Linked DNA regions of Homo sapiens: regions 1 and 2 are each linked to region 3. A link is an interaction called in ENCODE POLR2A ChIA-PET data of the cell type or tissue named here. Cell type or tissue: GM12878. All regions are shown on one strand.

Evidence for each region. ChIA-PET counts read pairs that join two places held together with the same protein. Peaks named below come from ENCODE experiments on the same cell type or tissue, not always from the same donor. Only the 100,000 strongest peaks of a DNase experiment are listed, where the experiment ranks them.
Region 1: POLR2A ChIA-PET joins it to region 3 with 5 read pairs; 2 of 35 experiments call an interaction of 5 or more read pairs at or near these places.
Region 2: POLR2A ChIA-PET joins it to region 3 with 5 read pairs; 3 of 35 experiments call an interaction of 5 or more read pairs at or near these places.

The regions. Positions count from the first base shown.
Region 1 is chr4:144,969,432-144,971,931 of GRCh38, forward strand. LOC124900793 (a long non-coding RNA gene) reads right to left here. Exons shown (of 2, transcript XR_007058293.1): 1 at 2,483-2,500. Among named protein-coding and RNA genes, the nearest start is that of ANAPC10, 130 kb to the right of the region's middle. In GM12878, no CTCF peak of the experiment used is centred here; a DNase peak (open chromatin) is centred at 1,360; H3K27ac peaks cover 2,040 bases.
Region 2 is chr4:144,634,183-144,636,682 of GRCh38, forward strand. No RefSeq gene overlaps it. Among named protein-coding and RNA genes, the nearest start is that of HHIP-AS1, 11 kb to the right of the region's middle. RefSeq lists an enhancer at 1,114-1,173. In GM12878, no CTCF peak of the experiment used is centred here; a DNase peak (open chromatin) is centred at 979.
Region 3 is chr4:145,044,125-145,046,624 of GRCh38, forward strand. All of the region lies in intron 4 of ANAPC10 (anaphase promoting complex subunit 10), which reads right to left. Among named protein-coding and RNA genes, the nearest start is that of ANAPC10, 53 kb to the right of the region's middle. In GM12878, no CTCF peak of the experiment used is centred here; a DNase peak (open chromatin) is centred at 1,277.

The DNA of each region.
Region 1 (2,500 bases), 75 kb before region 3:
GTAATTCACATGAACAAAAAAATAAAATCAGCAGATAACTTTATTGCAAAAACACTTAAAAGGACCTTTTTAGCAAAGAATACGATTCAAATTCAACCTATTACTATTCCAGATAATGCTGGAATTACTTCCCAAGTTGGAAATAGCATACTCGCTGGATAGACTGGATCTTGTTGTCAGTCGTGTGATATTTTCAACAGGCATGGGAGAAAAGAGAGTCTAGTATGGGGATAACTAAATCTTAACAGTTGCTGAAAGAACAACTTACTCTCTGACGTCTTTGGGATGAAAAATTATCTATTCACTTGACAAGCACACATGACAAATGCCAAATGCCCTGTATATCTTATGTTATATGAAATTAAAGATGTGGTACTGTTTGCATTATGGTGATAATTTCTTTAACAATTATTTTTATTATCAAATATTTCAAATTTTTAAAAATGGTAGAGCATATAATGAACCCCTGGGTATATACTACCGGCTTAAGAAATGAAACATTACAAATGTAATTGAAACCCCCCTGTGTTCTCATTTCTCAATTCCCCTGTTTCGTAGAACTCAAGGTAATCACACTGAATTTGTTGTTATTTATTCACATGGGGTGCATTCTTCAGGGTTACTTCCTCAGGCTAAGTTAAAACAGCCAGTCTTCTATCAATCTTCAGACTTAATTATTCCCTTTGTGCCTTTGAGTAGAATTTATGAAGTGGCAAGGTTTAATGATATTAGAATTAGGTCCTACTTCTTAAATTAAATCCAAAAGATGGGAAATACCATTTTAAGGCCACAACAACTGTGAAATGTAATGTTCTTTAAAAAAAAAATCAAGTCAAGGATATTTAGAAACATGTGAAAAAAGACTTTACAGATGTGGAAAGAATTCCAGATTTGAGTTTCAGTAATATGGAAAACTATACATAAAAACTCTCCTGCTAGATAAACTGGAAATGCTGGGAAAAAATACATGAACTTATAATGCTTAGCTGAGCTCATATAAAAGAAAAATATACAGATGCCAGGAATAATGAAGCAACTGAAAACCGGACTGGCACATGAGTAGTCTATCCTGTGTTTGCCTCGATGGTGGGTGGTGAGTAGGAGTTGTCATCTAGGAGTTTGATTTTTCAGGGAATGTGAAAAAGAAAAAACATAGGAGATGAGAACTTAACTCTTGCAATGTGGCATACTGAAACTAAGATCTCTGTATAAAACTCGAAGAGCTAAACTCTCTGGCCACCAGCAAAAGAAGACAATAGACAATAGTGAAACTGGTTCTTCTATGCTTGGGCTCTAGGTGGGGAAAAGAAATCTCTTGAGAATCCATAATATGAGCCTGAACTCATACAGGATTGAAATTATCTCAAATGTGGCCTAGAAAGCCACAAGTCAAGAAATTACAAAGAAATAGGTCCCAAGCCAGGGATCTCTAGAGAGTACATGCAGAAGTAAACCCAAAACTATTCTGAAAGACAATTCTTAACCCAGGCTGCACAGGAGTTTTACAGACAAAGCCCTGCTGAAGATAAGCTCACAATGCAAGGTTTAAAACAAAAGAGAAAACAATCCACACTGGGTGGAAAAACCCATAGAAATACCCAAGAAATTCACATAATGAAAGTGTCTTACAGAGATTACTAAATAATTATGACAAAAAGAATTATCACATATTTTCACTGAGTCTAAAATCTAAAAATTTGATAACTACTACAAATTCTGAATTCCTTAATATACATAAAAATAAAAAATGGAGAGCCACTGTTAAGAGAAGGATTAATAACTGCACTTTTGGGGACGATCAAGGCAAAATCAGAAATAGAAAACATTGAATTATTTGCCACTGGCTTGCATTGGCACCGTGTAATAATAAATATAAAGTTGTAAATGCACATTTTAGCTACTGCAGGAAAACACCTCCTCTCAGAAATGTGTAAACTGATGCTCTTTCATCAAAAGGGCCTACAAAAACACAGACGTAGAGCAAGTTACTACCCTATATAGCATCTAGAGGATGTTGCTCTACACACCAAAGCTCACGTGATAGTTTTAAAGTTAGGGGTGGCAGTGGTAAAGAAATAGGATATATTCATCTTTACATGTTTTCTTATATATATTTGTAATGCCTTATAGATTAATGATCAATATATTCACCACTGTTCCATTACTTATTCTTCTGAGGCTCCCATGTAATAGACACCTATATAAATATCTTAGCATGATATTCATATCTGTTAATTAACTTTAACATAAACTTGAAATTTCTGCTCACTTACACATAAGCAGTCAATGAGTTCTGTCTATTGTATTGTATATATCCAGTCATTCCTTGCCACTTCCACTGCCACACCCCTGTTTGGGTTGGCTGGTCATCACATCACACATGGATTTTTCCTTTCGTTATCAAATATTTTATTGCAAGCTTACTATGTATCAGGTACTATTGTCCTAAGTGCTACCTTATTAAAAGAATTTCAGTCCCTACCTTTATTGTCTCTAGTGC
Region 2 (2,500 bases), 410 kb before region 3:
TTCCACTAAAATAATATTCAGTAGTCCTCCCTTATTCAAGATTTTGCTTTCCATGGCTTCAGTTACCTGTGGTCAAACTCAGCCCAAAAATACTAAATCAAACATTCCAGAAATAAACAATTTGTGAGCTTTAAATGGCATGCCATCCTGAGTAGTGTGATGAATTCTCATGCTGTCCATTCTGTCCCACTTGGGATGTGATTCATTCCTTTATCCAGTATATTCACACTAAATACTCTACCCACCCCTTAGTCACTTAGTAGGCATCTCAGTTATAAGATGAGATGGGATGATGCTTATTTTACTTAATAGTAGTCCCAAAGTGCAAGAAGAGTGGTACTGACCATTTGGACATGCCAGAGAGAGGCCTGAAAGTGCTTTTTTGAAGCAAAAAGTGAAAGTCCTCTACTTAAGGAAAAAGTCTTAGGCTGAGGTTGCTAAGCTCTATAGTAAAAACAAATCTATTTGTGAAATTGTGAAGAATGAAAAACAAATTTGTGCTAGTTTTACTGTTGCACCTCAAACTGCAAAAGTTATAGCCATAGTGCTTTCATCTTAGATTTAAGATGAAAAGGACATTAAATTTGTGGGTAAAAGACATGAATAGGAATGTGTTTCAATTGATAGCAATCATCCACTGGCGGTCCTGAAACATAGCCCCAAGGTTAAGGAAGGATTACTGCATACCAATTTAAAAGGGCAGAGGCAAACACAGAGCTGTGAAAAGAACAATAAGAAGTTTATCAGTGGATAAACTAGTTCAACACATTTCTAGAAAGTGGAAAACTAGTGGAAGAGTGGAGCTCAATAAAGCAGACTGGGAAAAGATGCAGTCCAGAATAAATATGGAGAAGCTGCAGCCAAGGCGGGAGCCATTCTGTCTTTCAGAACCTGGGGGAGGTTATAGACTCAAGGATACCAGGTGTGATGGGCAGCAGAGTACAGCATAAGACTAAAAACAGAAACAGTTACTGAAAGTCTGCTACTGATTTCCCTTCCTTATATTCAGAATACACAGCAGCCAGGTGTTACCCTCTAGGCAAAAAAAAATAGAAAGGGTTGTGTGTTTTCAAAATAAATTTAACACGCTGTACAAAATGAGTAACTGTGGATGTTGAAGTACCAGAAAAAAAAAAAAAACATTCTGAGAGTCATGGTTCCCCAGGGTAATGGCAGAGTAGGGAAGAAGGCACGGTCACGGGTCTGGAAACAAAAGGTGATAGACAGAACTAAAAGGTTTAGATATGAGACAGGGAAATGTAGTTAGGATTACCATTCATAATAAAGAGCAAAAATGGAAAAAGACTGAAATAAACTCCCACCAACTACTTTGTGACACTGTAGATTACATAAAGTGATAGGCCCACAGAAACAGGAAGACATGAACAGAGGCTGATAATAAAATATTGAAATGAATCACCCACTGGCTTGGTAACTGGGCGTGCTATACCCTGTATTTATTAAAGTAATTGAATTGGTTATTGAAAAACTTCCTATATGCACGAATAAAAAGATCTAAGACTCCTGCTTCTAGTCAAGATGGAATAAGAGGGATCAGATTAATCAACCCCCTGAAACTACTAAATAGTTAATATTATGATATTTTAACAATGGGAATTAACACTGAACAAATTTTTTAGGCATTGCATATCAAATAAGTAAGCAGAGGACACTGACCCCTGAGAGAGGGAAAACAAACAAGGTAAGCCCTATGTCTGTCCCAGTTTACTGCCCAGACAGATTTTCTAGGCAGCAATGCAGGGAGGGGGAATTGAGAGAGAGCTAAGCATTAACTTTGAACTGAAGAGACAGACATGGGGTCTAGAGAGGCCAAGGGAACTGGTGTTAAGAAAGCAGAGTACTAGAGAGGAGCCAGCTGCACACAGAAAGCTATGGAGATCCACAGAGGGATACCCTCCAATTCTTTAGCTGTGTATTCAGCACAGAATGCATATTGGGAAATTACTAGAGAAAAGGGAAGAACCACTTGAAAGAAGTAGGTCCTTAGAGCTCACATAGGCCTAAGAATAGTTGGTGTTACAAGAGCCAGAGGAGAACACCTCATAATTCAAGGAAAATCAGGTAGTGTCCATTTTTTTCTAGGCAAACTTAGAATAGTATTGTCTTAGTAGTGGAGAAAATAAGATTTAGAATGGAGGTGGTTCTGGTTTCACCTAACAAAGTTTAACAGCAGGCTTGAAAAGATCAAACTATTACTAAGTAATTTAACTGTACTTCAGAGCAAAACTCAAGAATATTTATAGAACTATAATGCCAAGCATCCAACAAAGTAAATGTCACAGTATTTATAATCTGTCTTAGTTTGGGCTGCTAAAATAAATTACCATAGACTGGTGGGTTAAATAACAAATATTTATTTTTCGCAGCTCTGGAAGGTGGGATGTCAGAGATTAGGGTGCCAACATGGTTAAGTTCCGGTAAGAGCCGTCTTCCAGGTTGCAGATGGCCAACTTCTCCAAGTATCTTCACATGGCAGAAA
Region 3 (2,500 bases):
TCAAGGAGATAATGCTGCCCTTGACAGTATTTGCATTATATTGATGATACATGTAAATGAAGAAAGACTGAAGAATGGCAGCCACACATCATACTCATTATAGCAATGTGTTTGACAAAAATACGTTCTTACCTTTCAGAAAAGAGCTCAATGCAACAATGACTATCAAATCTAACAAAAGGGCTTAAGATACAGAACAAGGGTAAAAAAATGAAAAATTTAAAGACAGTACTTTTTAGAGATTCAAGAAGGTTAAAATCATTTCAAAAAATGTGTGTTTCTCTCTAACGTTTTGTCTGATTAATTTCCCTCCAAAATTCTCCTTTCTATCCTTTGCATTTCCTTCCCCCCAACTCCCACCCACCATGACCCACCTCCACCCACAGTCTGCTAACTGAATCATAGCATTCCAGGACAGTTACAGGACATAACAGTTTCTTCTGGGGTTTTCATTCGCAATGTTGTTTGCAAAGAGAATTTTATTTGTAAGTGTTTCTATTATACTGACAGGGTCAATTAGTCTTGTGAACTATTGGTCTTTCTGCCTGATAGCTTGGTGGATCATTCAAGTGGTACCGTTCATAACCTATAACTGAATGCAGCCAATTAACCTCAGAAACATGACAATACTGGCTAACTAATGGGCTTTTTAGTTTATCTTAGTGACACACTATAGTTAATAACACACTATAATTATATTACACTATAGTAATATAATTTCCCCCAAATTGGTGGTATATTATTTGATATAAATTATATTTTCCCCAAATTGAACTGATTTGTAAATTATGCCACATAAGTTGCACAGAGTAATTTTCATTTTATAGAAGTTCACTATAAACATTCGGAAGTTTTTTTTTAAAACAATAATCAGCTATTATGCCTACTTTTGCTTATATGTTTATACAACTAAATAAAAGAATAAGATTTCTCCCAAGATGCAGAAAGCACTAATACTCTCCAAAAGCTAATGTAAAAATAAATTTGCATTTTACTTCAAATATTCAAAAAAGGCTTAAGTTGTAAAATATTATTTATTTTTTTAAAAACACACCCAAAAAGAGAATTTGCATTAACTGACTGTTTACTATGTGACCAGGTAATGTGAATAAGTACTTTGCAAACTTTATCCTACTTAATTCTTTCTGGAATCCAATAAGACAGACATTGTTCACCTATTCTATATATGAGGAAACTGAGGTTTCAAAAGAGCCAAATATATCTCCAAGATTCACACAGCTAGTAAGTAGCAAAACTAAGATCTGAAACCAGATCTGTCTACTTTGCCAAACTGTGGTCTATCAACATCACTCGGCCTAAAAAAAATATGAGTAAATTCCCTGGTCATCTCCCCATGTCATCTTGTAAAACTGGATTACAGAATACTGCCAAGTTCCAAAGCCATTCTACAAAAGAATATCCAATTATTAATGATCAACAACTTGAAGGAGATTAATGAAGTAAAAGTTTACTAAGATACAATACTCCACTTTTTTTCATATCACTTCTAACCCAAATGCACTCTCACATATATGAATGTATACGTGATCTTCTACACACATGCTTGCATCCACATGTACCTGTTCACATACACACATACTCATCTAAAATGTCACACGTCAATACTCCTGATTTCCAAGGCTAAAGTACTGTCTGTCCATTATGCCAGCCCACAAAGAAGTAAAAAGCTGTCTTAATGCCATGGGTATCAAGGTATCAATTTCTTTGCAAAGAAGAATTTTTAAAATAAGTTGAATAACTTTTTCATACTGTAATTTTAAAAAACGATCTGATCTAATAAGCCAACTTAACATATGTTCTAGCAAAAATTATATTATGATTATCTATGCTTTTGCTTTATAAATTTTCAAACATAACTAATTTGTTCAATTGTTGGGCCAAACTGCCCTAAAAGCAAATGCCCTGTTACAGGAGCGCACCCTAAGCATTTCTAAAAATCCATTACTACTCTCAAATCCTCTGCCTTCACATTGGCTACAGTGACTTTCAGGGCTTCATTCACTGCTTAATGGAAAAGTCTGCAAAAATATTTGTGCAATTAGGATAGACAGCGCTTTCTTGAAAATACTGGCTTGGCTAAAAGTCATGGCAGTTAAGATGTATATAAATAACTTTTAAAATGCCCATTTATACTCCCTACTCTATAAATTTGTTCCTGTAAATATTGTATTTCTTTTTAAAAATACATCCTGCATAGAAAGTATAAGGGCTAAGAAGTAAAATTCAAAGTCATCCATATTATAAAGTCAGCTTTACTTTTTTAAATATAACAAAATAAATTCCATAAGCACAAACAATTTCAAGAACAGAGAACAAAATCAAAGGAAGTATCCACGTTAGTAAAACTATTACCTTAGAAAATATCTAATATTTTGACACAACGGATAAAGATGTGCTCCAGTATGTGAAGTTATTAGCTAAATACTAGGAAGCTTAAAATTGCTAAATTCTTGCTTTACATATGCCACAAAAAATAATG